2 separate regions of the Homo sapiens genome follow, and region 2 is linked to region 1. Evidence: chromatin loops called from intact Hi-C (ENCODE). Cell type or tissue: IMR-90. All regions are shown on one strand. Each heading gives the region's core, and the rest is flanking DNA. Links, peaks and the distances in the headings are about the cores only. Region 1 overlaps LINC00972 (long intergenic non-protein coding RNA 972). Region 2 holds the start of LOC107986745 (a long non-coding RNA gene).

Region 1 (16,742 bases), core at 5,635-10,634:
TTCAAAAGTTAATGATGTTTGGGAAAAGCAGACACAGTCTGTTGTCAAGTTTTCACTTGGTCTAAATTCAAAATCTATGAGAATAGACATTCCTGGTTACACAAGATGCAGAGTCAGACAAACAAAATTACAATGACATATCCTCCAGTTTTCAATCTAATCCATGGCATTTTTCTAGGAATAAAATAAAATCTTCCGAGGCAAACTTTGTTTACAGGTAGAATAACTGCTTCGAGTAGTTTCCTCCCTATAATGTATCATTTGTCTGCATGCTTATAATAAACATTCATTTAGTAGTTTATCTGAACTGTCAGGGGATTCAATAAAATTCTGTTGAGCATAAAATAATTGAGTTTGCCATTCTCACATACTGAAAGAATGTTTTGAGTTCAGAGAGAGGGAAACAACTCACATAAGATTACTATAGTAAATTTTTTCCAATAGTGTTTATTCTGAGAAGACAGTGGAAGGTACTTGAAAAACAAATGAGTCTGACTAAACTTCTATGCCGCAGTAGCGAGCAATGTAAGTTGTTTATAGAATAGTGAAAGCATGGAGACAGATGCCTCTTTATTTTCTGAGTTAACTCACTTTCAGTGACATGAAAGGAAACTGCGGGATGGTGACTAACACAAGTGGAAAGAGTGGAAATGCTCAAGAAAACCAAAATAGAGTTGGTGTTTAAGACACTTCCTTAATTGTTGCTTCTTGACTTAACTCCCCCTCTCTTTTCCATCACACATCTTTAAACTGCCTTGGCTTTAGTTTTTGAAAAATTTGCTACAACAATGATTATTTTATATGCAGCAAACACAATTTTAAAGAGTGTGGTTTTAATTGGAAATACTAATGTAAGGGTCCATGAGAAATCAAACCAACTATGTTAATAGAATATAAAATCAAAAGTATAAATATTTTTGAAAGTCTCCTGATTCATTTTTAACCAACAGATGTCACTGTTACAGATGTTGCAGTTTTATTTATTGCCTCTTTTCTTCAAGTTTTTACTTCTTACCTCTTTTTTTACTCTAATACTTTCTCCAGCAGTGCTGCCTCATAGAACTTTATGCAATAGATGGAAAATTTTTATAAGCTTCACTCTCCAATATGGTAGCCTCTCTAGCTATGAGGTAATGAGTACTCATTTAAAATGTGACTAAGAGAAAAATTAAACAATATGAATGAAACATCCCTCTTGATGTTTGCAGCTATTGCCATTCTTTTACTCTTCCTCTTCCCTTTTCAGTTTATTTTTCTTCTTTGACTTATTTCCCTTAAACTCTACACATCTCCCTCAGACATCTCCTTTATATTCAAAGATTTATTTATTGATTATTTCTATTGAACCTCAAGTCTCCAGTACCATACATTCCGTGATTTACTCAGCAAGTATTTGTTAAGCAATTACTAGGTTTTAGCACTATACAGACCTAATATAAATGAGAAAACTAACATTGCATAAATACAGGTATGATAAATATTTCAGGAAATGCATTTTTACCTAATGGAAAATTTTGTGAGGATACCCTACAAATCCATGTAATGTAGCATGTGCATATATGGGAGTCATTTAAAATTTTTAGGTAATTAGGTTTTTCCTAAAGCTGTAATGTATAATCCCCAGTTGTGTCATAGAATTCTTTGTTCTGGGAAAAATTATATAAATGGGCAAAAACAACAGCAATAGCAATTATGAAATCACCTTAACCTGAAATCAGATACTAAGTATTATGTGTTAATGTAAATTGTTAAATTGCTTATCTGGGCTTTTGCCCTTTAGAGGCAGTGTGGGGATGGACACGGAGGGCAAGAAACAGCCATTTGCTGTTTAAAATGAGAGAACAATGTATAAAACTCAACTGTTCTTGAGGGTGTGGTGATGCTGTTGTGGTTATAGCTTGACTGCTTAATGAGGGTGTTTTGGTACAGTTTGAAAGGAGCAAGAATATTACTTGCAGAATATGAGCTGCAGAAAGTAAATATGAGACAAACACCTTCCCCTTCCCCAACTTCGTATTATTAAAAAATCCCACTCTATAGAGAACTTTTTAAAGATGCAATGACTAACTCTAAACCCTTCACCTAGCTTCATCAGTGTTTCTATCCTCCATCATTGCTCTCTCTCTCTTTCTCTCTGCATACAATTTTTAACCATTTGAAAAGTAGGTTGCAGATACAATAATTTCTCATAAATACGCTGCATACACCTCTAAAAGAAAGACATTATCCAGCATAACCACGATATCATTATCCGACATAAAATATATGTTAACAATAATTTTATAAGATTATTGAGTATACAGTCCACAATCATATGTTCCCAGTTTTCCTAGAAGTAACTTTTAGGTTTGTTCCCTGATATAGGATCCAGTGAGGTTTCATCATGGCATTTGTTATGATTATTTAGTCTATTTTAATCTACAAGAGTTCCCCCCAACACACTCCTTTTGTGTCTTACTTTTAAAGACTTTACTGTTTTTTATTTATATTTTTACATTTTGTTTTGAAGAGTCAGGCCATTTTTCTTTGAGAACATTCCACTTTCTGAATTTGCTTTATTTTATTTCATCATAATTACCTTAAGGGAAAATCTGTCATTTAGCAATGACACCACATAGATAACGCTGTGTACTCTACAGCATCACATGTAGGAGGTACATAATATCAGGCTGCCCAACTGTGTGTGTAACTGCTGGATCACTTGGATATGAGCAGTGATTATCATATCTCTTCCTTGTAACTTTTTCCTCTGTAATTAGCTGGTAATCTGTGGGTAATCATTTACAACTGATGCAAAAAAATTCTCTTCCCCAATGATCTTTAACCCAATGGTTTAAACATCTATTTATAGTAAGTGCCTAAAGGAGTTTTTACATTGGGAGCTACAAACTCATTAGTTCTCACATTTCATCTGATTTCATCATTTATTCTATGCTCTATTGGTAGTCTTCTGTAAAAGGAGACTTTTGCTTTTTATTTTTTACATTTTGTGGTTTTGGACTCACAGTTTTAGGAGATTATAATCAAATTTTTTCATTATTCTAGGAGATTCTCAACTTAACCAGAATTGAAGGGGCCCCTTTAGGTCAGTGTTGCCCCCTCCCTTTTACTTCATGAGCCTTTTAGTATTTTTTTTTTCCTTCAGGCATAATAGGTATTAATTACTTGTAATCAGCAATTGTACTTAGAAACCAATATCTGGTCATTTGGTGTCTCATTGCTACTAGGTTATTGTTATTTCTAGACCTTTATAGTGGACAGACACAGGAAATGTCTTTTGGTGTTTTTAATCAAGAATTCAAACTAATATTTCTAATAAAATTTTAACATTAACAGGATTTTTTTACCTTGTATTTTATATTGGTACCTGTTTTTCTCTCAGTAAAAATATGCACGTATGTATGATTTAGACAAGGTCTCGCTCCGCCACCCAGGCTGGTGTGCAATGGCATGATCATAGCTCACTGCAGCCTCAAATTAGTAGGCTCAAGCAATCCTCCTGCCTTAGACTCCTGAGTAACCAGGACTACAAGCTTGTGCCACCATGCCCAGCTAATTTTTAAACATTTTTTGTAGGGATGGTGTCTCGCTATGTTACTCAGGCTGACCTCAAGCAATCCTCCTTCCTTTGCCTGCCAAAGCACTGGGATTACTGGCATGTTTTCTTTTCATAAAATTAATGTATTAATTTATTGGCTTTATTCTACAGTGCCCATAAAATAACATCATAAATAGGGATACTGCCACTAATAGTAATAATTATAGACTCAGTTATTAGATAACTTCAGATTTTTTATCTTATTTAGACTTTTAACTATATTAAAAATTTTACTCAAGGAAATCTTCCTTTCACTATATCCAGCTCCACCCTTTCCCTCCTATCCATTATATATAATCATTTTTATTGCCTTTTGGTTTATCTTTCCCCTAGTTCTTTTTGGGGGAAAATCTGTCTTCTTTTTGCACAAATAATAACCTATTAAAGTATTGAATGCAATCTTTGACCTTCCTTTTTTCCATAAAATTATATTCTAGAAATTACTCCTCTATCAATTTATAGAGATTTTTCTCATTCTTTCTAATGGCTACTTCGTATTTCTTTTTGTTTTTTTATGATGCTTTATTAAAGCAGTTTTTTATAGATGAGAATTTGTTTTAAAATTTTGCTATTACGAAATAGCATCATAAAAAATACCATTTGCATATGTGTTTTGAGAGTCCCCAGCTAAACTGGGGTTCCAGTACCAGAGCACCTAGTAACCCTGCCCTAAAGGAAAAGGACTGGGGCTGGATATGGGTGTTTACAGTATGCCTTTCACAGGATATTTATTTCTTTTACTCGGAGGATGGCTTAATGTCTGGTTGTCTAACTCGTGATGTTGGGGTGGAGTTGGGGTATCTGTCACATGGGAAACTTCTTTATACTGGCAGATACCTACGTTGTCTTTGTCTGACCTGTGTCCAGATTATGACTGACCATTGCTCTGGCACTGGAAGCCTGACTATGTGCTCTTGCCTGCATTTCCAGGAAAAAACCCAGCCTGGGGAAGCCCCTGGTTTTTCAGATGGAAGACGCAAATTTAATATACTACCACAATAAGAAACAAGTTCAAAGATTTTCACTTACAGATCCTGGGCAGGGAGGCACAATGAGTCAAGAGGGCAGTCCTCTGTCCCCAGGTCACAGGAGGCAGGAATGAAGAGTCAGACAGAGAGGGAGAAGAGCACATGGCAACTAGCGGTATATGTAAGTGAATATGGTGTGGGTCACTTTACATTCCCACGCAAAGCCTGACTGTCCTTTTAAAAGAAGCGGGAGAGATGGATCTAAGTTTTTTGGCTAGGTTGAGTCATGTAAGTGTGGTGTAGAACTGGAAATTGTGTCAAAAATGACTAAGCCCCGCTTCTGGTATCAGAAAGTTTAACTTGTATTCAAAATGAATGCCGAGGCAACACAAAATTATAACAATTCATCATAATATGTTGTTTTGTATTCTGGAAGGCCTATTGTCAGGGTGGATTTCTAAAAGTGAGATTATAGATCAAAGGGAATTTTCCTTGATAGAGATTGACCATTTTGCAAGACATGAGAGTTACTGCTTTCCAAAAGCCACAGCTACAGAATAAACCGTAAAACTTTTGAAATTTTCCGGTTTCCCAGTAATAGTAATCTCTGCATTTTTATAAAGAATAATATGGTGCATATTTTTGTATATTTTATGTACATTTATTTTTTCTGTGTAAGTTCTATCCATTCTTTTACCCATTTTTATATATACTTTTAATCTCTTATTTCTTCAGATTAACAGATTTTTATATATTAGAGAGATTAGCTAAAGGGTACTTTTGTGAGACACTATATAAGGTTTGTTTTTCTGTTTCTGCCTCAAATGATGTAGAAGTTACTGTTATCAGAACACGCCTGTGCTCTATTACAGGGCAACTAATCATCTTTTCAGGTCCAATAAAAATCCATGTCCTGGCTGCATCCTTCCCTGAGCACTTCTTCCCTCCTTTTTCACTAGAAGTGAAGAATGATTTATTCCCTCCATCAATCAAGGATGAAAGAAGAAGTGAGACAGGTTCTTGTGGACATCAGGAAATACAGTTTCTCTATGAGCTGTGGGTTTAGAGAGAAAGGGTTTGGAGGAAATGATTGTCACCTAATATAGAAGACATTGGTGGAGACTCATGAACACTATTCTCCTTGCTTTCCATGTAGTTGTGGGTTAATGGTCCTTGCACCTCCTGCACAGCTGGAGTATACTGCTGTCTGGCATTTAAGACCAACCTCTTTACACGTAGCAAAGTCCCTCTCTAAACCTCTCTGAACCACAGCAATGGAAAGGAAGTGACAGATTGAAAAACTGTGTGGAAGTTACAATTTTAGGCTATGATGATTGATTCCTTTGGACCAGGATCTGTTAAAATTCAAGAAAACATTTTTCAACCATGGTACTCATCAGAATCCCTCAGAGAGCTTCTTCAAAATTAACTTTCCAAGGCCCCACCCTACCCCTAGTGACTCAGAAGTTCTGTGACTACATCCAAGGCTATTGATGGAGATGAGGATGAGGTGTAAAATGGTACCTGGAAGTGTTCTGATAATGAGCATGTTTTTATAGATATATCGGTCATTCAAGTATATTCATTTTTTATAGTATTTTTAAAATGTGTCATTGCCTATTTTAAAGGATTTTTTATACATTCTGATGGTAACCTATTACCAGCTATCTGTATGACAGATAACTTTCTCACATTATAGCCTTGACTTTTTTTAATGTATTTAATTTGTCTTTTAATTTAGTTTCTAAAATGTTTAATATAGTTAAATATATCAATCTCAACTTTTGTGTTTTTGTACATTTTTGTACTTCTTTAAAGTGCATTTCCCTGGCCTAAAGCCATAATCTATCGTTTTCAAATTAAAAAAAACTTTCAATTTTTACATTTCAGTCTTAAATCCACCTAGAACTGATTATTTGCTTAATAGTATGAAATAGAAATCTAATTGTGTTATTTTCCACACATATAAGCAGTTTCCCAATGAATTTGTTAGCAGTCAACTAGACTACTCTTCCAAAAAGTTCTTCTTGTGAAGAAAAAAAAAAAGACTCAATACAATAGATACAGATACAGATGAGGAGGAGATTGTAGCTTTCAGTATACATTTGCAAAACATGTTCTAGAATCAAGGTCTTCTTCATGGATATACATGACCTGTGCAGTTGGAAAGAGTACTATATACCTAGAGGGGCCCTGAGAATAGTTCAATGTTTTGCTATTGGCATAATGAAATTCTTAGTAATTTTTCAACATGAAGCCCCACTTTTTATTTTGCACTGGGACCTTACAAATTATTTATGTAGCTAATTCTGTCAAGGAGACATTGTCTGGCAACAGTTGTCATTAGTTTGCTCTTACCACTTTCTGGCTTCTATTGATTGAGTTTTTACAGAATTAAGGACATATATCTGCTCTTCTTTTTAAGAAAAGATTCTACTTTTTGCTTTTGTTTTCTAAAATTAAAAATTTCAGCTGGCCCTCCAGATAAAAAGGATCAAATACAATTCATATGTTGGCTTTAGTGAAAAACGGCAGATTACTATGTGATTTATATTGCTATAAATAAGTGATAAAAATTATCAAATCAAAATTAGACTCTAGTAATAAATTGTATAACCATTAGAAAATGAATCAATCAATAAATATTGATAAATAAAGGATGAGATAGAGAAGGCAAGTGGTGACTATTAAACGTGAAGTAAGATTATTGGCACTTAACTATTTTCTCAGCCTACATTGACTGATTTTTTTTTCCTCCCTGTTGAAATCCACCAATTAGCAATATAGTGAATCTGATAACCTTCAAAACTGCAAAAGCTCTCTAGCAGAGACCTATGACCTGAACTTTGCTTTTCTATCTACATCTAGCTGAGATCAATAAACACTGAGTAACTGGGAATTGAGGTTAGTGAGGAAAAAGGAAGGGAAGTGATTTGATTCCCAAGAGAAGAATATAGGTTCTCAGCACAGTGAGATTCTCTGAACAGTATAAATGCATCCCCATCTTACAGCTGAAAGTCTGGAAAGTCATGATAGGAATGCGCCTACCCCACTTTAATTGCATGTGCCTGCAAGGATGGATACTTTTGGGTTTGAAAATAACATACTTCATTTCTCATAAAGATGGACATAGGTAAGCAGGGGGAAAATAGATTGAAAGGGGGAAAATAGATTGAAAGGTTTGGGGTGAGAAACATAAGAGAGAGTGGAAGCTGGGAAAGTTTGTAACCATAAGAGTGCCTGCATTTGAGCAGATACCAGAGGCAGAAAAGCAAGAGCTTCCCTCCAGTGAGTTCTGAGTGATTCTGGGAAGTAGAGCAGACTGGGATTCAGCTCATATATGAGAGATTACCTGATATAATTCTAAACAAGGACATATATTCTCAAACTTTAATTTATTTACTTGATATCATTGTCCAATGCTTAGCTAGAAAAGTGACAGAAAGATTCAAGGGACATAAATTAGTTAATTAAATCTTCATTATTTTTTAAACCAGTAGAGGGACCCATTTCTCATCAAAATAATTTTTTATTTCTCCATCTTTGGAAGTCATTTTTGCTAACCATACTTGATTCCAGCCATTTTAAATTATCCCTAGTGGTGTTTGGGGCTCTACAAAAATGATGATGATAAGGGCTATGATCAAAAGGAGGAGTATCTAAGACAAAGTCTTGGGGCAGGAGCCACTGGGATAGAAAAATGAAACTAAAAAAGAAAACCGAAAAGTAGCTGGAAGCAGGGTATATGTGTGTAGGGTGGCTTAAGAAGGACAGGTGGCAAGACATTTTTTTAAAAAGATGAAATGAACTATAAGCCAATTTGAGAGTCATTATGATTATCAGGAAATCAAAGAAAAGGAGATCCAAGGATAGAAGATTCATGGGATGGCTCTGCCATGGGCCTGAGGTCTGTGGAGATAACATTTCCTCTCCTTCGAAAGGAGGTTAGAATAGAGATATCTACTTTACTAGGAGAAAAGCAGAGAAAGATGAGAAGGAATGAAATAGTTATCATAACAGGCATCTTAAGATGTAAATTATTTTATTCCTTCTAAGGTAGGACAGTATATTTCCACCTATAGGTCAAAATCCAATACTAAAATGCAAAATCAATTTAGTAGTGAGTGACCAACACTTAAAAACAAAAACAAAACAAGAAAAAACCCAACAAATAAAAAGATAATATAATAGAAGTAAATGGAAATGAAATAAAATAGAATTAAAAACTATCATCATGCACTGATGAAAATATGAAAATAAAAATTAATTTATGATAATATTTTATCAATATTATATGTATATCTATTAAAACATTTCTTATTGATAATAGGAGTAAAATATATTTTAAATATAGACTCAAGAAAGCCTCTAAGTTTTCTTCTAACTCTATGTTGTTTAGATCACTGAATTCCTGAGGACAGGGAGAGCTTATTTCAGGAGACTGGAAGAAGGGCAAAAATAGGGAAAGCAGAAGATTTCAAAAATATCCTACATACACAAGATAGAAAAATGGTGTTATAGTGACATAGAACTTTGTGTGTAGTTTTTTAAAAACTTTTCAAGCATTGTTTTTAGTTAATCCGATCAGGATATGCACTTATTTCAGAGTAACTTAAACTTTTTAGATTTATTTGTTAAGAGAAGCAGTTAGATTTTTGAATAAAGGGAAACAGAAAAAGATAAAGCAAAATTTGAAACTTTTATTTAATCCACAGCAGAGAGCAGCTACCTACTAAACTTATTAACCTAGAAAGAAGACATTCCAACTATTATATTCTTACCATCCATTAAATTGAATTTGTAAGGGAGTAATAGAAGGCTGCTGGTTAAACCAAAAATTTGTGAAAGCAGTAAAACTAAATAAGCTTTTGCTAAAATATTATATACAATTCATGAGCATTTATGTTTCACTGTACAAATGTTAATCCTAAACTCAGACACTGTCTCACCGAATGAGGTAAAACTGAAGCTTGTTAAAACCCAGACAGTGCAGCTGAACCAAGGAAATGGGGGAAAGTATAAACAAATCAAATGCTTAAACTTGAAATGAAGACGTGTCAACATAAACATAACTGTACTTCTCATTTTCCTCACATGTAATACTGGCAACACAACGGGAGCCAGTTTTGCGTCGTGTAAACTGAGCAGTGGTATTTCATTCTATTTCGGAACCTAGCAATTAGATGCTCTCTTAGAATTACTGAAGAGTGTGAACATTCATATTTTTACATTTCCATATGTATTTTTCCCATGCCAGAAAGTGCTAGTTATGTTTTCTTAAATATCTGTATCTACAATAACAGCAACAACAATAAAAAAAAGCTAGGGAATGTATCAATTATCTTTTGCTGTGCAACAGACCACCCCAAAACTTATTGGCTTAAAACAACAAGTATTTATTATTTTCACAATTCTTTAGATTGCTTAGACAGTTTTTTTTTTCTGTCTATACAGGCTCAGCCAAGGCTAAATGGTCTAGAATCATCTCAATCATATCTGACAGTTGGCAAGTTGATTAGTCTGTAAAGTCCTCATTTAAAAAGTTTTGTCATCCTCCAGGGATACTCAGGTGTCTGCACATGGAGCATCAAGATTCAATGAGCCATAAGAGAGCAAGATCTAGTGCATAAATGCTTTAAATCTCTATTAGCATCACACTTGTTAATATTCCATTGGTCAAAGCAAGTCATATGGATAAGCCACAAATCAAAGGGTGGAAGATAGATTCTACTTCTTGATGGAAGAATTGCAAGTTGGAGGAGATACAAAAAGTTACATTGCAAAAGTAAGTTTGCATAAGAGGGTAAAATTTATGGCCATTTTTGTTATTTATAAAATAAATTGCATAGATATAATTTTTGAAACAGAGGCAAAACAAAAATAGAGAACTGTAATGCTATTACAACAGCACTAAAAATATTCTTTTCTGACTTCTTTTGAATTGAAGCCAAATCTGAAGTAGGAAGTGGGACCTCACTACTAAATTAGTATCTTGATCTAACTAGATTTTTAATTTCTACTATTATACCACTAACATTTTGATATTTGACAATGGTATTTATGAAAGGATAACATTTTCTAGGTCATGACATCATTTAGAATATAACAAAAACATAGCGGTTTCATTTTCCCTTTTACTGTGACTTTTCTTTGGCAAGACACTGCCTTTTCTTACTGAAATAGGGATGGAGAGAGCATTAGTTCAAATCCCAAGCCTGCAGTTTCCTTCACCTATCAACTCTTCCCACGTTGGAGCTTTTTCCATTTATAACGCATCCTGACAATTCAGAGTTTGGTGATGAGTAAATTAGGTGTTTGATGGTGTTTGGGATTTGGGGAGTGGAGATAGGATGGTACAGAAGAGCTCTGTAGGCACCTCCAAAATTACATATATATGTGGGAAGTTACTTATTTTGCCTGAGGATAAGATGCACTTTGGACCATTTACAGTTTACAGTTCTTGATGTACAAAGCCATGCTCATTAGCGAACTTTATTGGTAATGATATGGCATGTGCAAATCTTGATATGTTAGAAACATTCTCATAAAAATAAACCTTTTTATTTATTAGGTTAGCTCTAATGAGCATAAAGGGAAGAAACCTGTGATAGAAAAGGAGGCCTCTGTCATACCCATATTCATTTTCAATGGAGTGTTTTGGGCTTTGCGTAAGTACAAATATAAGTGTGAGATTGGACCTCCTAATACAGTCAAATGCTCACAGTGTACAGTGTAGCAGCTAATAACAGCTCAAAATCTAGAGTCATCTCCTCTATCTGAATTCTAGTTTCGCCCCTTGTGAACTGGATCATTGTGGGCAACTAAGTGTTTAACTACTTAAAATCAACTTTCTAATCAGTAAAGTTGTAATAATAATAGTAAAATCAGCATGGTTTGGGAAAGATTAACATATGTAACATAATAGCATATTTTATTAGCTATTATTTGTATTATTATGGTTGTTAATTTTACTCTGGAAGACAATGGGAGAGTTATTCTTACCCCTCATTGACCATAAACAACAACTGAACATAAACATTATTACATGTATATCGTCCATACATGTAAACACTGAGATGAGACTCAATGCAAAATATATTTCCATATACTAAAATATCACAAATATCCCTAACATTTAAAATAATTCAGAAGACCAATTTCAGAAGACCCTTCCTAAATGGACATGTGCTTTGATTTCCAGTCCTAATGATCTGGTAGCTTTTCAGGTATTTGTTATTAAGATTGGTAAATAATACTATTCCTTCCAAGGTAAAATTAGATGAGCCAGAGTCTGGAGGGTTATCTTTCATAAGGTTTATTATAAAGTTATTTATTTTATATGTATTCTACATAGGGAAGTAGGAAAACAAGTATATATATATATATATATATATATATATATATATACACACACACATATATATATACGTATATATATGTATATATACGTATATATATGTATATATGTATATATACATATATATACGTATATGTATGTATATATGTATATATGTATATATACATACATATACGTATATGTATGTATATATGTATATATACGTATATATACGTATATGTATGTATATATGTATATATACATATATACGTATATATACGTATATATACGTATATATACGTATATATGTATATATACATATATATATGTATATATACGTATATATACGTATATATACACACAAACACACACACACACACATATATACACACCCTGGTAGTCTGGAAATAAATAAGTATGCTTAAAGTTGCCATACTTCCCATTTATTGTCTCACATAATTAACCAGGTGTTCACAGAAGCCAACTTTGAGGTTTCTAAATTCTTTCCATCCTCTCTGAACCCTTGGGATAACACTTACCTTAGCGAAAGATCAGATTCCTTCAGAGCGCATGAAGAGAACTGTTTATTATAAGCTATAAGTGCCAAATGATTTATTGGAAAAACAGCAAAGGTTATTGCACCCTACTCTACATGAATGCCTCAGAGTTTTGTTGTTGTTGTTGGAATTTAGCTGATTTCGTTAAAGAGAATGTAAAGTACTACTGAACATTGTAAATAAATATAAAAGTCACAATAAACAAGAGCTACCTTTTCTAAATTAGACACCTATTCTGTCTAACCAGGTAAATCAACAAATGAAAAATATTGCAGTACAGCACTTTTAGAAATACCAGAGAAAAAGCACATTAACCAAGACTTAATATCAGCCAAGTGTTAGAAGTTCAACTAGCACATTATATTGCCAATATATATGCTCAAAAAAATACATTTTGAAACATTATTCCTCCTATGCTAACAGAAGAATTTGAAAGCCATACATCGTCGATGAAAGATGAAAAACAGAAAATCTTTATATTTATAATGTTATTTTTCATAAATGTATAAGAGAAAAGTTTGATTACAGCATTTGTAACTATAGTCTTGCATTTATAATTCTTCAAATATTAACATCTTCAAAAATACTTGTTAATAATTTTGATAATGTCTCCCATAATGTCAGTGATGTAAAAAAGCATCAAGTCCTGAAAAAACCCTCAGTTAAAATAATTACTCTTTATTAAAGCTCAGGGACTTATATTTCATTCTGTCCTAGTCTGATTTCTTATAATCATGATTTGGCTTGAGTTTAAGGTACCACCATTAAGATGAAATTAGCACATTTTTACTTACAATTGTCTTGAAATTTATAGAACAATCATCTTACTTTAAAGTTTAGCTTTATTTCCAGTGGAATAGAAAAATCATATGCATTGTTCATAATATATTTGTTATGAAAGTAATTTATTTTAACACAAGAGTATTAAGTGTTGAAGTAGGGAATAAGCTTATTTTAATATTATTCTATTAAGATAAGCTCAATTTTTAAAAAATGTTTGTGTTTATGATAGAAAATTAATTTCAGAGATTTATCTTCTTAATCAGTTCCAATAACTTACTAATATCCTTCAAAAATATTACTAATATTTCAAACAGTAACTATAAATTGTTTTATAAACAGCCTTTCAAATTAGCTTCTTGTTAACTAACAATAATGATTTAGAAAACGGGCAAATATTTCTACCTTATACATAAGATAGATGACTTCAACTCTAAATCTTTTCACCTAAAATCTACTTGATTTGCCATTAAAAATAATAAAATAAACTGATTATTTTAGTAATTATTTTTACTCTTATCTATGTTAAAATATAAATAAAATGAAAATGCATAAATGCATATATATCACAACAATAATTTTCAAGATTTTCTGATATATTGTATTGTAATAGGATGATAAGTCTTCTGTATGAGTGCCTAAATGGTTGTGTTAAGATGATTGATATATTTGGTAGCATTAACGCTTAATTCTAATCTTGATTTCAGAAAGTGACAAAGAGATTTCAAAGCTGGTTTTAATTCATGATAAAGAGCAGCCCACATGCACTCTGACTAAGGGTATGGAAGGCTGCTTATGGTTAAAGAAGAGATAACGTTGATATTTACATTTTGCAATCCAACTGAGTTTATTAACATTTAAAATATTTTATTTTGGCATTTTTTTCATATTAAATGTTGAAGTTTTCTTATAATGTCAATTAGACAGCAACTAGACACCAACATATCAAATATTTTGGAGAAATATTATTAAGACAGAGGATGGAAAGGTTAATTTTATTACAAAATTGTGCAATCTCCTTTGAAGGCTTAAAAAATTGGCCCCAAGTCTTCACCCCTATTCGTGTTTACATCTTAGCAACAGCACTTTGACGTTTTTCCCATCATGAAGTGGAGTCTGTTTCCCCACTTTCCCCACCACTTAGTTCTGGATTGGTTTCATGATGTATTTGATTAGTAGACTTTGGCAGAGGTGATACGGTAGCAGGGATAAGCCTAAGCCTCAAGAAATGTGAATGCCTCTGCTCTCTCTCTCTCTTGGATTCCTACCATTCTGTGAGCCCAAGCCCAAGCTACCTTGAAGATAATAGACTATGAGAAGTGCTGAGTGCCTCAGCCAATAGCCGTCTTTCCTCAGAAACAGACCACAGATGCCTGAGGGTGCCCAGTCAGATCAGAAAATCAGGCCAGCTAAGTCCGGCATAAGTAACCCACCTATAGATTTGAATAATGTTTATTATTGTGTGTTACTGAGCATTATGGTTGTCTTATAGCATTATTTTGTTACTAGATAACACATACATTCCAAATCTATGTCATGTTTTGTTACTTTCTTCCAATTTTCTTCATGTTGATCTCTCATTATCTGAGAGGACTGAATTGTGTGGATAAAGCAATGCTGGCTAGAAAAAGAGAGAATTAGGACTAGCCCCCAAGTTTTCTATATGTGCAAACAAAGAAAATATATTCCAATTTCCAGGGTCTCCTTTTCTTCGTCTGTATGATGTATATGTATTATGTGTTGTGAATGATGGAAGTGAAATGAAACGTTTCATGTCTCAGTGTTCCACTGCTCTAATATTCGATGATTCCATGATCTTAAGCTAAACAGGTTCTAAACTTCTTACACAACTGTGCTATTCATGTTCTCACAAATTAATCTGACAAACCAAAGCAAACTGTTTTTAAAGATAAACAAAAATACACTCTATAATAGTTTCCACACAATAATTTAAATAGTAAGAAAATTACTTATTAAACTTCTTTCTTTAGGCCAAGGAATGCTAAGTGGTTTATATATGTCATCCTAAGGAATCTTTTCAACAAAAATGTAAGATAGTTACTACCATTCTCTATTTTACTGTAACAGAGAAACTGAAGCTCAGAAGAGTTAATCAACTTCTCTAAGTTTACTCAATAAATGGCAAAGCTATATTTCAAACACATGTCTGACTCTGACCCAATGTCCACCTATCCACCTATAGTCAAACAAGTGTTTTTGAGGCTTGTCTTAAGTGCATAGCTGACGACTTGTCAGATATTAAGAAATATTATTTTTCAATGACTCCAGAAGTTACACGGTTTACCTATGTGTGAGCAAAGCTCCTACCAGACCATAATTAAACATTTCCTGATTCAGTGATGCATTATTTCTTTGGTAATTAAAGAATACTTCTAAATCAGGATATGCAGGGGGAAGTGATACAACAAAAATAGTGATACTTAATGGTTCTCTCTGTGTTAAATCAGTTTCCTGAGTAAAAGTTGTAAAAAGCAGAGTTTGTGCCCCCCAAAAGATAAGAAACTTAATCAAGTGACAGTCACTTTCTTTTCTTTTTAGTACAATATCATACAAGATATAAGTGATTTTGTGATGATAGTATAGGTATTTATTAAACACCTATTCTGTGATGAGGATAGGAAAGTATAATACATAGTCTATCCTCAAGGATGTCATCATTTTTTCAAGATTAGATACACTTTGGATATACCACATTGGTCCCATGAACAAACTTGGCAAAGAGAAGTCAGCCTATCTCGATAACATGGGTGGGGGAACTGAAAATGGCCATGTGGTCTTGAATTGGGAATTGTGGATAGGATTTAGAATCTATAGGCTATGTCAGGAGAGGACACTAGAGACCACATTTTCAAATCTCTTTCTTTGCAGGTAAGGAGATTGGTACCCAGGAAATATAAAGATAGGGCAAAAGTAACAGCCTACAAAAGGTTGATTCTATCCATACAAAAGCAGGAAAAAAAAACACTAATAGAATAATCAACTTCAAGACATACTAGTACATATTTTTATGTAATTATGAAAATTTACTTTTATCTGGTGAAATAGGAAATTTGGATTATACTTGTCAATATATAAAATTAAAATCTTTTATAACTCTCTCAATGTCATTTATGGCTCTTAAGAATGAGTTGTCACTTGAAAAACTATATAATTATTGCTTATCAGAAAAGGAAAAGTGTTTCAAAGAGACAAATTTTTTTCAGAGATATTTTGGCTCTGAAAAGTTACAGGTAGACAGAAAGATAAGTTTTCCTCATTACAACTTAGAAAAACAGAGGTTTTCTACAGTTTACATCTCATTTGGCCATGAGATAACAATTAAAATTATAACAAATTTCACTATTTATATTTTCAAGTAACATATTATTAAGTTAGTTACATCTAAGTCAATTAAGAATTTTACAAAGTAGACCAACTTTCTGACAATTTATGTTCTTTCCTTTTCTCTGCTCCCTCTCATTTTCTTTTGTTAAATTAACTAG
Region 2 (16,742 bases), core at 4,660-9,659, 1.5 Mb after region 1:
ACATGAGTTTACCTATTAGGTTGGTCCAAAAGTAATTGTCATTTTTCCATTATTTTTAATGGCAAAGACTGCAATTACTTTTGGACCAATCTAATATATAACAAACTTGCATGTGTACTCCTGAAATAAAAATAAAAGTTGAAAAACAAATAAACAAAATTATTGAAAATTTATTATAAGTAGAAGGTAGGTGGCAACTTAAACCAGCTGCTAGTAGAAAACCTAGCTCCTGCTATGATGAGTTTTAGTGAGGAGCAGTTGGTTCTAAATGATAGTTTGAAAACCTAAGAGCATTGGCCTCTCCAACTACAGGTCAAAAAAATACAAGAATAATTTGTTAAAGATCAAGGAAATAGAAAATCTTGATACATTTTCTCACACAACTACTTCTTCTTAAATTCATTCTAAAGTAAATTAAAATACATGTTGGAATTTATTGTTGTCCTTTCCTCTTATGCTCTGGCTTGGGAAGGACAACTTAAGGTTGAGAATGATGCCCTCTATAGCATGATAAGCTAGAGACTTAGTTACAAGTGAACACTTTGTGTGATCCTTTTCCTCACTTGTCACTCCACTAAATAATCTTTTTATCTCTTTTTCCACTAGAAAAGTGGGTCTCAATGTGTTTTCTGTGGACCCCTTGGGAACCCCAAGTCCATTCAGTGGATTCATAAGGTCAAAAATATATTAATAATACTAATGCATCATTTGCCTTTTCACCTTCATTCATACATAGGTGTACAGTGGAGTTTTTTAGAGGCACCCTTCTCTGTGCAATGTGACAGAAGATGACAGGAGAATCTTGCTCTTTTTTACTGCCAGATATTATAGAAAGTTGCTAAAATGTAAAATAATGCCACTCAAACTGAATTCTGACAACAACCTGAATTAGTTTGGGAATGGATTTGTCACTAGATCCTCCATGAAAGAATAGTCTTGCCCACAACTTGATGTGTTCCTTTTGCAATGCAGAACAGAGAAGCAGCCAAGCTGCATGGTGCCTAGACTTCTGGCCCAGTGAAATTGAGAGATAATAAATGGATATTGCTTGATGTGAACAACAAATTTACAAATGTTTGGTATTCTACTCTGGTGACAACAAGAAATTAATATAGGAGATAACTAATCCCATGGTTTTGATTTTTAAAGGAATGTGCATTCAACAAATATTTGCCAAAGAATACTAGTGAGACGTGTGGAAGTTAAGCATTTTCTAGTACTCTAGGTATATAAGATAACATATTTTTTCATATATAATGTGTATACAGATTAGTATTTTGTAACTACATGTTATGACACTGGAAATGGAAAGATGACACTCCTTTCCTTTGAAACGATAAAATAGGTTTTAATATTACTTATATTAAAAGCACTGTGAGTAATGTTTCTATTGACTTAATAAATAGTCTTATCAGTGACAGGGCTGGACATATTATTTAAACCCGACAAGTGTCTGATAATGGCACTCATCTCTGTAATTTCTCCAGGAATACAGTATTATTTTTGGTTTACTATTTTCCTAGGTACAGCAATTTTAGTGGCTTCCACTTGGAGTTTCTCACCTTAATAGCCCATACTTTGCAGATCAGCAAACAAATATGGTGATTCTTCCAGTTACTGAGTATGTATATTCCTAATATCCATTTCAGAACTGAAAAATTACTAGAGGATGTATCTACAGACTCACTGGACCCACTGTGAGACAGACCTATGCTAAAACTCCTTTGATCACTGGTCCTCCACAAGCCCCTAGTAAGACTGGTGAGTGGACCATAGTAATGTTTTGGGTCTTCTAAAATTAGTGTTAATCTGAGCCAGTGTCCAATAATACACCAAAAGGCTGATTATTTTCTTTTCCCAATGCAGAGTCATCCTAGTAAAAGTCTACAGGTTCCTTGGCAGAAAACCGATGAAAGAGTAACAGTATGGATTTTTGGCAGTGTATCCAGGTTTTTCTTCAAGGTGACCTGACTGCCCCTTCATTCAAAGAGTTTCAGGTCTGTAAACTGACTCAAGTCTGGGAATTGATCAAGAAGCTGTAACTATGTTTTCATAAGTGAAATTAGACTTCTATTTACTTGACCTAGGACTATTTTATCTATAAAGATCGAGTGAGAATTTAACAGAATGCTCATCTATTTCACTTACAGGGACAGGCTATTCTGATCTGCTTTGACTCTGCTGTTCTTTACAGTAAGCACAATCACTTCCTTTTGCAATTAAGTGACACCACTTGGACTCTGCCACCATGGGATCTGATTATCCCCATTGCACTTAATACTTCCAGTTCAGGGCAGCAGATTCCAGTACAATTTCTGACCTACAGAGAAGAATGACCACAGAGTTCTCCATGGATACCGGGGCTGCCCTTACAAATCTGTTCCTCAAAGTTTTAGTGTAAGTTGTGTCCTCTTGACACTCCCAGGGTGAGTGAGCTACTCATATCAGAATCCCAGCTGCCTTCTTTTTAGAAATTGGCAGGTTGATTCTAAAATTCACATGGAATTGCAAGGGACCCAGAAGAGCCAAATAATTATGAAAAGGAGATGTGAAGTTGTAAGACTCACACTTCCTAATTTCAAAGCTTACTACAAAGCTACAGTAATCAGTGTGATACTGGCCTAAGACTAGACATATAGAACAATGAAATCTGTTTTAGAGTCTAGAAATAAACAACTACACTAACGGTCAATTGATTTTCAACAACAGTGCCAAGAAAATTCAATGGGGAAAAATAGTCTTTTCAAAATATGGAATTGGGACATTGGACATCCACATGTAAAACAATTGGTTGAATGCCTTCATCATACCATACACAAAACTATCTCAACATGAATCATAGACTGAAATGTAAGCATTAAACTGTAAAACTCTTAAATAAAAATGTAGGAATAAATTTTCGAGACTTTGGATTAGGCAAAGCCTGCTTACATAAGACATTAAAAGCACAAGGGATAAAAAATAATAGAAGGTATTTTCTCAAAATTTTAAAAAATTGTACTTCAAGTGATCTTACCAAGAAAGTGGAAAGAAAACCAGAGAATGGTAGAAAATACTCACAAATTATATATCTGATATGGGACTTGTATTCAAAATTTTAAAAAAGCCCTCACATAGCACAATAACCAAAAGACAAAAACCAAATTTAAAAATGAAGAAAGGATACATTTAGACATTTCTCCAAAAAAGATAAATAAATGGCCATTAAGCACATGAAAATATGCTCGACACGATTGGCCATCAGTTATCAGGAAAACACACACACAGAAAAAAAGATGAGATACTACTTAAAACCCACTATGATGGCTATAAGCAAAAAGACATACGATAGCAAGTCTTGAGGGTATGGAGAAATGGGAACACTTGTACATTGCCTCTGAGAATGTAAAAGGGTACAGCTGCTGTGAATAACAATCTGGCAGTTATTCAAAATGTTATACATAGAGTTTCCCTATGACTCACCAATTCCCTTTCTAGGTATATACCTAAGAGAAATAAAACAGGTGTCCACACAAAAACTTTGACATGAATATTTATATTAATAGTAGCATTACTCATAATAGCCAAAAAGTGAAAACAATGCAAGTGTCCACCAACTGATGACTGAATAAATAACATGCAATATTCCATACAATGGAATATTATTCAGCAAGATAAAAGAGTAAAGCACTAAAGCATGTTATAATATAGAAGAGCCCTGAAAGCATTATGCTTAGTGAAATAAATCACTCACAAAATACCATATATTGTATGACCGCATTTATATGAAATGTCTAGAATAGGCAAATCTATAGAAACAGAAAATACAGCAGCCTAGGGCTGAGATGGTTGAGAGGAAATGGAGACTCTGTTAATGCACGTCAAGTTTCTTTTAGGAGTAATGAATTGTTCTAAAATTGATTGTGGTGATGATTGCACAACTCTGTGAATATACTAAAATCTGAGGAATTTTACAATTTAAATGAGTGAATTGTATTGTTTAAATGACTAAATTATATTTTAATTAAAAAGCGAAAGATGAAATATACACACACACACACACCCAGGAAGGGACACTATTTCATTAAAAAAAAAAATTGTACATCAAAGCACGTACAAGTGCCTGGTAGAGACTGACATATAGCTCCTGAATGATTCATTAAATGTGGCTAGAATTTGAGAATACCTTATTTCAAGGTTTTTCTTCTGAACATACACATATATGAGCATACTTTATAGCTGAACATGCGAAATGCTACAATAATGCATCATGATTGTGAAAGACATTACCATATGCATAAATAAAATTATATGTTTCAAAGAGATAAGAAACCATACAAATTTAAAAGACAAAATACATTAGCTTGGCCACAGAAATTTTAAGAAAAGTATATCCTTTTAATAATATAAACATATAATTTATATTATATAAAATATAAATTATAATATATAAATATACAATTATATATTAAATTATATCATTTATTTATTACCATTAAAAAGGATTTTATATATAGAGAGAGAGACAGAGAGCGGGAGAGAGAGAGAGAGAGAAAGAGAGAGAGACTCCCTTAGGGACCCGCCCTGCCACCCAGGCTGGATTGCCACAATAGTGCAATCATAGCTATTGCTGCCTTGAATTCCTGGCCTCAAGCAATCCTCCTAACTTAGGATCCTGAATAGTTAGGATTACAGACATATACCGACATATGCCACGGCACCCGGGTAGATTTTTCTTTTTCTTTTTATTTTATTTTATTTATTTATTTATTTATTTATTTATTTATTTATTTATTTATCTGAGACGGAGTCTCACTCTGTCGCCCAGGCTGGAGTGCAGTGGCGCCATCTCGGCTCACTGCAAGCTCCGCCTCCTGGGTTCATGTCATTCTCCTGCCTCAGCCTCCCAAGTAGCTGGGGCTACAGGCATCCGCCACCACACCCGGCTAATTTTTTGTATTTTTTTTTTTTTAGTAGAGACAGGGTTTCACCATGTTAGCCAGGATGGTCTTGATCTCCTGACCTCGTGATCCACCCGCCTTTGCCTCCCAAAGTGCTGGGATTACAGGTGTGAGCCATCGCGCCTGGCCTGGGGGGAGATTTTTATAATAACATAAATAATATTAAAACAAAACTGTAAAAATGAACTATCTAGTACTTTTAATCTTTGTAGAATTGTTTTGAATTCTAAAATTTATAACATTACACAGTATTTAATTTTCTTTAAGTCTTAATATTTTGTTATTTCACTTCATTTAGGCCATGATCATTGCAAGGAAAAAAAAACACCTTTAAAACTATCTGGTAATTATATCCCTAATGATAAATTAGAAGAAAAATATCAACATAAACATAAAAATCCAGTAGGAGGAAAAATTCTAAAGTGATATACATAAAATTGTTGACAAGTCAACTTGGTTTGCAACAGGATTAATAATACAATGTTTAAAGGAATGAAAAAAATGCAAGAACAAAGTACGTACCCACAACATTTTTGTTCTTTCTTATCGAAGTTCAGAATCGTGTACTTGCGAGAATAATTCAAGTGGAAAATTTCTCATAATTTTCTGTCTATGGAGGCTAACATTTTTCTCAACTTTTATTTTAGGTTCAAGGGGTACATGTGCAGGTTTGTTACAAGGGTAAATTGTGTGTCACAGGGGTCTGGGGTACAAATGACCCATCACTTAGGTAGTGAGCATAGTACCCAGTGGGTGATCCCTTCCCATCTTCCCCCCGTCTAGTAGTCCACAGTGCCTATTGTTTCCATCTTTATGTCCATGTGTACTCATTGTTTAGCTCCCCCTTATAAGTTAGAACATGCATTATTTGGTTTTCTGCTCCTGCATTAATTCGCTTAGGAGAGGCTAACATTTTCTATAAATAAAAAACTGTTCAAAATGAATGCTATACTTTGCCAATCATTTTCAAATTTCATAATGTATTCTTGAGATTTTTCTCAAGCTTGAGTCTTTGGTTTAAAAATTCCTTCTGGAAGACATGTTACTGAAAAACATTTCCCTGTATTATATTCCACAGAGCACAAAAAAATCATCTGTTCTATTAAATGTGCTGTTGGAAAGTGATGTATTTCATATTTTTAGTATTATTATATAACTAAGGGACATTACAGCAGTTAACATTTTTGAAAAGTTTTTGCTCCTGCAGTAAAGTGTAAAACTTTAAATATACATGTAATTCTATATATTTCAAAATAAAATTGAATAATAATTTTGTTTCGTTTTATATAAAATCAGCATTTTTTTCTTATATACCAGAAACTTATTCTATATATTGATATTTTTAATTCTCACTTTCATCCAAATTTGATTTTAAGTAATTTAACCATTTAGCATTGGGCAAACTGTGTATTTAGTGTCCCTCATAGTATCTTTCAATTAACAAAGTATCAGATAACCACAAACATGCTATTTTTGTAAGTAATCAGACTTTAATAGAAAATCCAAGAACCAGAGTGTAACATTTTCCATGTTAATCAGAATTGGATCAATTTTTTTTAATGGAATTATCATCAGTTTTAAACCACTGAAAAATTAACAGTTTCACAGTGTGGAACGTGACTAATAAAAAAGTACAGATATTGGAACAGTTAATATGAAGGAATCACATATGCGTATGTAAAAATATATTATGAGAAAAAAGTGTACTGAGACTTAACTACAACAAAGAGAGTTTGAAAAGTCATATGGAAGAAGTTTTTGATATATTATACCTTAAAACCTTTACCAAAGAAGATGGTGAAGTCTCCTTTTGGAGACATAAATGAAGCGTGGATCAAATTTTATCTTTCAAACTTAAAACGCATGTAACGTCAGGAACCCGAACAGATGACCTTTCTGTTCTGTGATTCCATTATTTAAAAGGTTGTGGAATTTCAGCTTTTCAATTGCTTTCTGGTGCTTGTCTCTTGCTAAGTCCCATAGGTATAGTTTCCTTCCAGGCACCAGCCCACTTAAAGCAAGGCAGTCATGACAGTTGCCAACTCATCAAAAGCAAGTCTAGTCCAGCATTAACCTAATTATATGCTGCAACCACTTTCTTATACATCGGGGGTAACTCTTTGGCTTCCAGCCAGCATCTCTGGGATTTGATTTTCGAGTGATGTTACCAGTTACTTTAAAATGTTTACCTCCTAAATGCTGGAGATGGAATCTCATCATCACAAAGGAGAAAATTTACAATTGGATTAAAAGCCTCTGCTCATGCTAACCAGCATGGCTCTGCCAGTAGCCAGAGCCCTGATCTCTGCTTTCTCTGGACTCATATTTTCTGAGTAATGATGCAGTATTTGGTCCATTATGATTCATTCTGAGATGATGAAGTCATTACGTGCCTTGCTTTTTCTTTCACAGAACATTGGTAAGCATATTTTTAAGGAAAATTTTATACACATCTTTGAAATTTCTGGCAAGGAAATTAGGCAGACATCTGGAAAAGAAGCAACGTTGCTTATCCCCATCCAAAATGTATTTTTACTTCATGTCTGTATTTTTTTTCAAAGACAATATACAAGTTCCTCTTAGCCATGGGCCTCTCCTGAGCAAAAGTATCTGTGTATTCTGTGGGTTACCTTCTGTATCTTAGAAAAAGAAGTCTATGTTTCTATTCCATCCCAGCATTCATGGGGCTACAATGTGGTGTAGAGCTGTCACATGTATTAAATCAACAGCATTTACTGTTGGCAGGAAAATATAATCTGCACCCAATAAGTAGAAACACAAATATAGCCTCACAAGGAAGTTAGTCAATAAGTGCATTTATTCTACATCTGTTGCTGCTGAATTTGGCTACAGTTTTTCCTTATAGTGGTTTGTATGCTGTGCCTTCTGATATGTTCTGTTTGATAGAGGCTTTAATGGGGTGGATTTCCTGAGCTGATATAAGACTCTTTTCCACACTCACTGAGTGGCTGCATTGATGGATCTTAACAGCACCTTCGAAAATGCTGGTGGAAATCTTTTCTTAGTTGAGGTTTTTTAGATATTGGCTATATAACTAAATAAGAAGTTCCATATTTCAAAGTAGTGTGTTTGGAAAGGTGCCCAGAGTAAAGAAAACATTAATAGGCACAAAAAGCTAGCATATGGATGCTATAAGAAGTATAATGGAAAATGTCCAAATAAAGTAGTGGAACCTTCCAGTAAAAGGGTGTGAGGGGCAGTAAGGAAAATATGTTCCCTCTTATGTTTCTGCCAAAATGTAAGGACAATACAACCTACAGAGTAAGTTCAGCAGATGCTGGAGACTGAGGAAAAAGAACATTAGTTGTAGCCAGCTTAGTTTAAAATGACAAAATACTATTTATATCTGAACTCAACATAATTATTGTCTATGTTATTTGACCTCAGGGTCTATTAAGCCTACCTTAAATTAATATAATTAGATAGGACTAAATCCTTCACACAAAAATAATGAAACACTAAAAGGTATCTCCCATAATGTCCAATCTAAAAAACAAAGATCTATAATATTTTCTGAACTCAAGGGATTGGTATTTGTTTTTAAGTTCATATTATGCTAGGCATATACATGAGGAATAAGGTATAATTGCTTCCTTTAAGAAGTTAAAAAGCTAGTTACAAATAGTAGCTGGCTACATTTTCTTTGTTTGCTCCAGAGCAATCATGTTAAGGCTTTTTCATTATGAAGGTCTTTTGTTCCCAAATTCTACAAAACACCTCCTACTTGGAGTCCTGAATATGCATGTTGAATTAATTACTTTATGTGGATGCCCATACCTTTAAGGTTAGGGTTGTAGATATGCTTTAAATGTGACCCCTCAAGTTCATGTGTTGGAAACTTAACTCTTGATGCAACAGTGTTGGGAGGTGGCACCTTTAAGAGGTGTGAGGTTATGAGAGTAGAGCCCTCATGAATGGATTAATGTCATTATCAGAGGAGTAGGTTAGTTATCGTGTGAGTAGGTTTGTTGTAAAAGCAAATTCAGCCCCCTCTTGCTCACTTGTGCATTTTCTCACCATGTGATGCCTTTTGCCATGTTATGGCACAGCAAGAAGGCCTTCAGCAAATGTGATCCCCTTGTTCTTGGACTTTACAGCCTCCAGAGTTTCTATTGTTTATAAATTACCCAGTCTGTGGTGTTCTGTTATGACAACACAAAACACACTTAAACAGTTGTTATGTGTTTTATAAGATTTAAAGACCTTTTTGATGGAGAGCCATAACACGGTAATACTTGAATAGATGAAAGGCAGAACTTTTCTGTTACTTACAGCTCCAAATGAGAGAAGGCTGCCAGGCAGACCCACTTTGGGAGTTGCACTTTGGATAGAGTAACAGTAAACTAAAACTATAAAAGGCAGTTTACGTATGGCAAGCAGAGTTAGCTAGGTTTCTCTGTTCCCTGTGGATCGACTAAGTTGAATAATTTTGTGAGATCTGGGACATAGGGGCTGTCTCTCATTGTCTGGTATCTGACTAAAGTGTGTGAACCTGGTAAGGAAAACGGATAGGAGTAAGGACTTATTCAGCTGCTCAAGAAGGGAACTGGCTGACTTCTAGTTGGGATCTCCAAACTAGGTCAGGATAGTGTAATTTTTAAAAAAACTTATATAATGTAATACAGATACAAATGGCAAAAAGGCATACATTTTACTCTTGAACTGATCTCTCTCCTTCACTTCCAGCACCATTTTCATACCATAGACTTGTGAATAGTTGTTCTTAGAGTGTCCTATACTCTGGAGTTGGATAATTACTACATAATTTTATCATTGAGTATCTTTCTGCATCTTTATATTATCTATATACAGGTCGTATACACAGAGCAGGATTTTACATCATTATCCCACCTGATGACCTCTGTTTTCTACCTGTCAAATTTGGCCTATTTATTAGGTTGGTGCAAAAGTAATTGCGCATTTTGCCATAAAAGTATGGCAAACATTGCAATTACTTTTGCACCAACCCAATATTAGGGATAATAGGATAATGATGTAAAATCCTGTTCTATGCATACTACATCACAATTACTTTTTCACCAACCTAATACAGTGATTATAACAACTGACACAAAGGATTCATTTCTACCATTTTTATTTTGCATTTTGAATGTGTCTTTTCTTAAGTTTCAAATTTTTTATATTTTACTTTTTTGGCATGACTGCCTTTTTTCTTTTTCATCTTTTCCCTTTGAATAAAAATATTTGGAAATTGTATCACTTATGTATATATTTAACTTTTTTCTAAAGTTATTCAGTGTCTTCATCCCCTACCAAACAATACAAGGTCCTTAGATTTTTTCAATTTTGATTTCTCCTACTATTTATCTGTTTTTCCTTATCTCTATAAATTAGACTATACTATTATTTTATATAGACAATACACATTTTAATTTACTTGTTTCTTAGTTCGTTATTCTTTCTTGTAACTGTTCTCCTTCTCTGGTCATTTCCCATTTTTAAAAAACATACCTTACAGAAATTTCTTATTGCAGATATATTGATGTAAACATTCATTCAAAAACGTCTTTACTCATCTTAGTTTCAGTTCACTCTTTTTTTTGTTTGTTTTTGAGGTGGAGTCTTGCTGTGTTGCCCAGGCTAGAGTGCAGTGGCACTATCTTGGCTCACAGCAACCTCTGCCTCCTGAGTTCAAGCGATTCTCCTGCCTCAGCCTCCTGAGTAGCTGGGGTTACAGGCACGCACCACCATGCCTAGCTAATTTTTGTATTTTTAGTAGAGACAGGGTTTCACTATATTGGTCAGGTTGGTCTTGAACTCCTGACCTCATGATCTGCCTGCTTGGTCTCCCAAAGTGCTGGGATTTCAGGCGTGAGTCAGCACACCCAGCCTTCAGCTCACTTTTTTTTATTGTTGCTTTTGTTGATCGTTTTGTTTTGTTTGCCCCTGAAGATTTCCTTAACTTTCTTATACCCCGTTAATGAATTCAAAGTATGTGAATTGTCATTGATTTAAGATCTCATTGTTTTATTTCCAGAGGGCTCTTCAAATATCCTGACCACGTGTTGCAGAGGAATGGATACTGCAGAGGGTTTTGACTTGAATGCCTGGTATAGGAAGTGGGAAATAAAGATATACAGACCTAAGAAAAGCATGTTTACACAAGAGACCGAGAGCAAATCAAGGACTAACTTGCCTTATAAGAGATGAAATGAGATGGGAATTAGGAGGAACACTGTTCTGAAAATTGTTGTAATATAATAAGATGTTTGATTCATGGTCATAGATATCAACACATCAAGACTTACTGTCAGTATCACTTGGCTGAATATCAAGTTAGTATATTACAACATTTTCAACACAAATCAAATTATATAATTTCTTTCAATGTAAGTCTACAACTAGTTGCTTTCTTAATAATAATATCTTTAACTTTTAAAACTTGTACTTAGAAAATACACATATGATTATGACTTACTAAAGAAATACCAGACTTCTAGCCCTTTAAAAATACAGAGCATGTATGTTTGTGTGTATGTTTAAACTGCCCTTTCCATCTGGCTTAGACTCTTTTCTCCAGATCTGTAACATCTGGCCATCAACTTTGACCCTGAGATGGGATCTAAAAATCACCCCGCCATCTGGCATTCTTTCTAGTTGTGTGCCTAAAATGAGATTTTATAGAGACTCATACTGTAAAAGCAATGTGGAACAGGGGATACTACTTTTTGGTTCAGTTCATTACTAAAAATGTTTATGCCACCTCATCTTTACACATCCTTTTTTGCATTAATTTTATATTAATAAAGTTATATTAATCATGTAAATAATTATTCCTTCATCTATAATTCAAATAGCTTAGAGAAAGGTGTATTGTTTTGTCTTTTTCTCAACCCCAATACCCAAAAAAACTTAGCATAGTGTTTTCTCAAGACACATTGAATAAATGAATCAATGAATTAGTAACTTGATTTCTCTTTTTTGAAAATCTCTTCTTTTTAGCTATATGTTTCTTGTCCAATGAGTCCCAAGTTTAATGTTAGCTCTTATTCGATAACAACCTGAAAAATTAAAGTCTGAAATATGCTATCAGGAACAGCAGTGTAAATGGTAATATGATGTCCTTTTCTTTTTAAGTTGAGGACCAAATGAATGTAGTTGAATTACATGCTATTTAATTCTCTTTTTACAGATTATAGTAAGTTTATGTAGCTATCATTTCTCTTTAAATTATTGTATAGAGAGCCCAGTCCTGCCAGAAGTATGTAATTTATAATAAACCAATGACATCAAGACAACGAATTAATTAGTTTTTAAATCACTCAATTCCAACACAAAACTTGATCTCTACTTCAAAACTAGAAACAACGAAAATTTAGATAGATTTGGGTTTTCATTTTTATTTTTGGGCAAAACACTTAATTCAGTAACTTCAACAATATATTCCATAATCTTGCTATTTGTCAGAATACAAGTCTTATTGGTGAAAGAAGCAAAAAGAAAAAGAAAAAGAGAGAGAGAGAGATCAAACCAACCAACCGAGAACATACAAGATTATTTAGTTAGGATTTTAAAAAGCCTCTATTTGGTTTCAAATGTTTATAACTGATGTAATTTTATTTTACCTATTTGTAGCAACACAGAGTTGTTTCAGTTAAATAACATTAGGCTTTTAAAAAGGAGAAAGAAAAATCTAATCTCTACCATGTCCACATGAATTACAATTGTTACATGTAAATGTAAGGTTTCCCATACGTTAGTTTCATAATCCTCCTCCCGAGGATGACCAGCGAAAGAATTTAAATGTCTTGATGTCTGCAAACCAGCTGCCATGCTCAAGAAGTCTTTCCTGGAAAGGCTTCAGTGAGTGGGTATTAAGATTGCCATTTGCGGAAATAAAACTGAAGGCACCAGAGAATGTTCTTTTCCAGCAATTGAGCTGCCACGTGTTCTCAAATTTACCGCTAATCTAAAAAAGACCTTCCTCTTGATTTGTATTTATGATAGAAATATTTACATAGCGCCAAGATGTGTGGCAAATCAAGGGTTGCCACAATGTGAATCTCAATGAAAAGGTTGTTCTGCCTTTATAATTTATGTGCATGTTTGAGTTATATTTTACTCATGATCACTTCTCTTATGAAATAGGCAACTATTTTTGTAAGGTTTTGTAAAGAAATTGATGTGTGCTTTCTTTCTCAACATAGTCCTATATCCTCCCTTTCTACTTTTTTTCCTCTAATAATATGGTAGGTACATTAAGATGTAGAAACTAGGATGCACATTGACCTATAATAGCAAAATTTGTATCAGAAGGCTGCCCATTAAGAAGCTTCATTTCTTTGACTACAGTAAAACATTCATCAGTAAAAGCATAGAATTTTCATTGAAATGAAATGTTAAATAGTCTATTGGTTTTTATTCTTCTTATATAAGATCATTGAAAACAAGAAAATTTAAATAAGAGTAAAAGCTATAAAAAGTAAAACCTAGAAAATAAAATTCCCTGCCTTTAAAATATCTAGTAGTACTCTAAATTGTCAATCAAAGTTCGAGTGGAGCATGAGAAGAGAAGATTTTAAAGGGCAATTATGCAGCCCTGAAAAATGACAACTTTCATATGATAAAGAAACAAGTGTTTCTGTCTGGATCTCACTTCAGAAGATAGAATTTCCCCAATGAACAAATATTCAGTACGTTAAAGTTGACAGAAGGTTATCGATGAAGCTCAGATTAAAATAGTAAATCTTCTTCTTGTTGAAAAAGCCACAAGAGTACAATTAGATATGTTTCATTAATGTGCAAACTCTAAGGAACTAACAAGCTTTAAAGACAATTGACTAGTAGTAACAGTACTAGTTATAGAAGTAATGAGAGTAGTAATAATACTACTAGTAGTACTAACAGTGATAGTTCATGACTAGTATATATAATAAATTAAATGCATTCAGCATATTGTACAAGATCATAAAAGTTATATAAGAAACCAAGTGTTCTAACTCCAAAGTCTGAACTGTTGGTCACTATGCTATACTGCCTTCGTTTGTAAGATCATTGTCAACATTTTGGTGATAAAAGTATAAATATTAACTAAGTTCTTAGAAATATTACATCTTAAAATGTTTTTAAAATTATTTCTTAATTATTTTATGTCAATATTATGTAGGGTTCAGGTATTTGAGAATGGAAAAAAGGAAGAGTAAGGAAAAAGAAGCCATCCAGGCAGACAATAGAAACAAAAATAGTAATTTCAAAACCACTTAAAAGTTGTGCTAAAGTTGTCTATCTTGAAAAGCTTCTAAACAGAGCAATAGAAGAAAAATGCAAAAAGAAAGGAAACAGACTTACATTCCATTATGCAGTAAACATGGGCAAGTGCTCTCTTTAAATTCATACAGTATTTTACCAGTCATGTTAGCGTGTTTACCTGCCTCATTCACAGCTCATTCCACAGCATCTACCACATCTAGAGCTTCTGGGTTTAAAGTGTCTTTTCTAGATGAGAGTGTAAATATTTATATCTGTTATCACATTAATCCACAGCCCTGAACATGACTGGTTACATTAGGATACACATACAACCCTCAGGTGGAGGGAGGGATGCATGGGCTGAACTGATCCAATAAGCTTATTTCTCTTAAGAATTTCAAGCACAATAATCACACAAAAATTAAAATACTTAGGTATATATTTAACCAAGGAGATAAAAGATCTCTACAGGAGAACTATAAAACACTGCTGAAAGAAATCATAGATGACACAAACACATGGAAAACCATTCCATACTCATGGATTGTAAGAAAATATATTGTTAAAATGACCACACTGCCCAAAGAAGTTTACGAATTCAACACAATCCCTATCAAATTACCAACATAATTTTTTACAGAGTTAGGAAAAAAAGAAAAAAACCTAAAGTTCATATGGAAACAAAAAGACCTTGAGTAGCCAAAGCAATCCTAAGCAAAAAGAACAATTCTGGAGACATCACTCTGTTCAAATTCAAATTATACTACAAGGCTAAACTAATTAAAACAGGATGGTACTGGTACAAAAATGGACACACAGATCAGTGGAACAGTATATAGAACACAGATATAAATCCACATATCTACAACCAAGTGATCTTCAACAAAGACTACAAAAATAAGCAATGGGAAAGGATACCCTATTCAATAAATGGTGATGAGAAAATTGCCTTCTATGCCAATGTGCAGAAGAATGAAGCTGGTTCCCTATCTCTTACCATACTCTAAAATTAACATGGATAAGAGACTTAAACGTAAGACCTGAAACTACAAAAGTCCTAGATGAAAACCTAGGGAAAACTCTTCTGGACATTGTCTTAGGCAAACAATTTATGAAAAAAAACCCCAAAGCAAATGCAACAAAACCGAAAATAAACAAATGGGACTTAATTAAACTAAAAAGTTTCTGCACACCAAAAGAAATAAGCAACATAGTGAATAGATAACCTACAATCTAGAAGACTGTATTTGCAAATTATGCATCTGAAAAAGAACCAATATCCAGAATCTACAAGGAACTAACCAGCATGGCACATGTATACATAAGTAACTAACCTGCACGTTGTGCACATGTACCCTACAACTTAAAGTATAATAATAATAAAATAAAATAAAATAAAAACTCAACAGGGAAAAAACAAATAACCCCACTAAAAACTGGCCAAAGGACATGAACAGACATTTCTCAAGAAATGCAAGTGGCCAACAAACACCTGAAAAAATGCCCAGCATCACTAATCATCAGAGAAATGCAAATCAAAAGCACAGTAAGATGTCATTTTACACCAGTCAGAATGGCTATTACTAGAAAGCAAGTGGCAGATGTTGGCATGGATGTGGAGAAAAGGGAATGTTTCTATATCTTTGGTGAGAATATAAATTAGTTCAACCTCGATGGAAAACAATACGGAGATTTCTCAAAGAACTAAAAATTTGACCCAGCAATCCCACTCTTGGGTATATATACAAAGGAAAAGAAATCATTATATTAAAAAGATAGTCACAATAATGAAGTCATGAAACCAACCTAAGTGTCCATAAACAGTTCACTGGATAAAGCAAATATGGTATACATATATACTACATATACAAACACATATAGATAGATACACATACATACAGATAGTTAGATGACAGATAGATAGATAGATAGATAGATAGATAGATAGATAGATAGATAAACACCATGGAATACTATGCAGCCATGAAAAAGAATAAAATTATGTCTTTGCAACAACATGGATGGAACTGAAGGTCATTAACCTAAGTGAACTAATTCAGAAACAAAAACCCAAATACCATATGTTCTCACTTATAAGTGGGAGTTAAACAATGGGTACATATGCACATACAGATGGAAAGAATAGAAAATGGGGATTTCAAAAGAGGAAAAACTGGGAGGGGAGCAAGGGTTAAAAAATCACCTATTGGATACAGTGTTCACTATTGGGTAATGGGTATACTACAAGTCCAGCCTCAGCAGTATGCAATATATCTGTGTAACAAACAAGCATTTGTACCCCTCTTACTCTAAAATAAAAATAAAATTAAAATTAAAAAAAATCAAGAACACAGAATATGGTCAACCAATAATGGATGTCAAGCAATGATATACTTTGGGATTATAGCTCTTAGCTTTGAGTTATGTAATGGCAATAAGGAAACAGAAAAGGCCATTCTGCTTACAGAAATAGGAAAGTATAGCACAAAAGCAAAGACAAATGGGAGACATGTCATCTCTGAAAGACATAGATTAAGTTCAATTCCTGACAGCTTTCCAGTCTGTGAGACC

What was found. Hi-C counts contacts between places; a loop is a spot of excess contacts. Peaks named below come from ENCODE experiments on the same cell type or tissue, not always from the same donor. Only the 100,000 strongest peaks of a DNase experiment are listed, where the experiment ranks them.
Region 2: it touches region 1 in a loop (3-fold over the local background); 3 of 110 quality-filtered maps call a loop at or near these places.

Annotation. Positions count from the first base shown.
Region 1 is chr7:85,455,792-85,472,533 of GRCh38, reverse strand. The region is part of intron 2 of LINC00972 (long intergenic non-protein coding RNA 972); the gene reads right to left. Among named protein-coding and RNA genes, the nearest start is that of LINC00972, 43 kb to the right of the region's middle. In IMR-90, for the core only: a CTCF peak has its summit at 8,090 (motif pointing right); no DNase peak of the experiment used is centred there.
Region 2 is chr7:83,912,795-83,929,536 of GRCh38, reverse strand. LOC107986745 (a long non-coding RNA gene) reads left to right here and starts at 1,660. Exons shown (of 3, transcript XR_001745027.1): 1 at 1,660-1,761; 2 at 1,867-1,997; 3 at 10,960-11,102. In IMR-90, for the core only: no CTCF peak of the experiment used is centred there; a DNase peak (open chromatin) is centred at 7,306.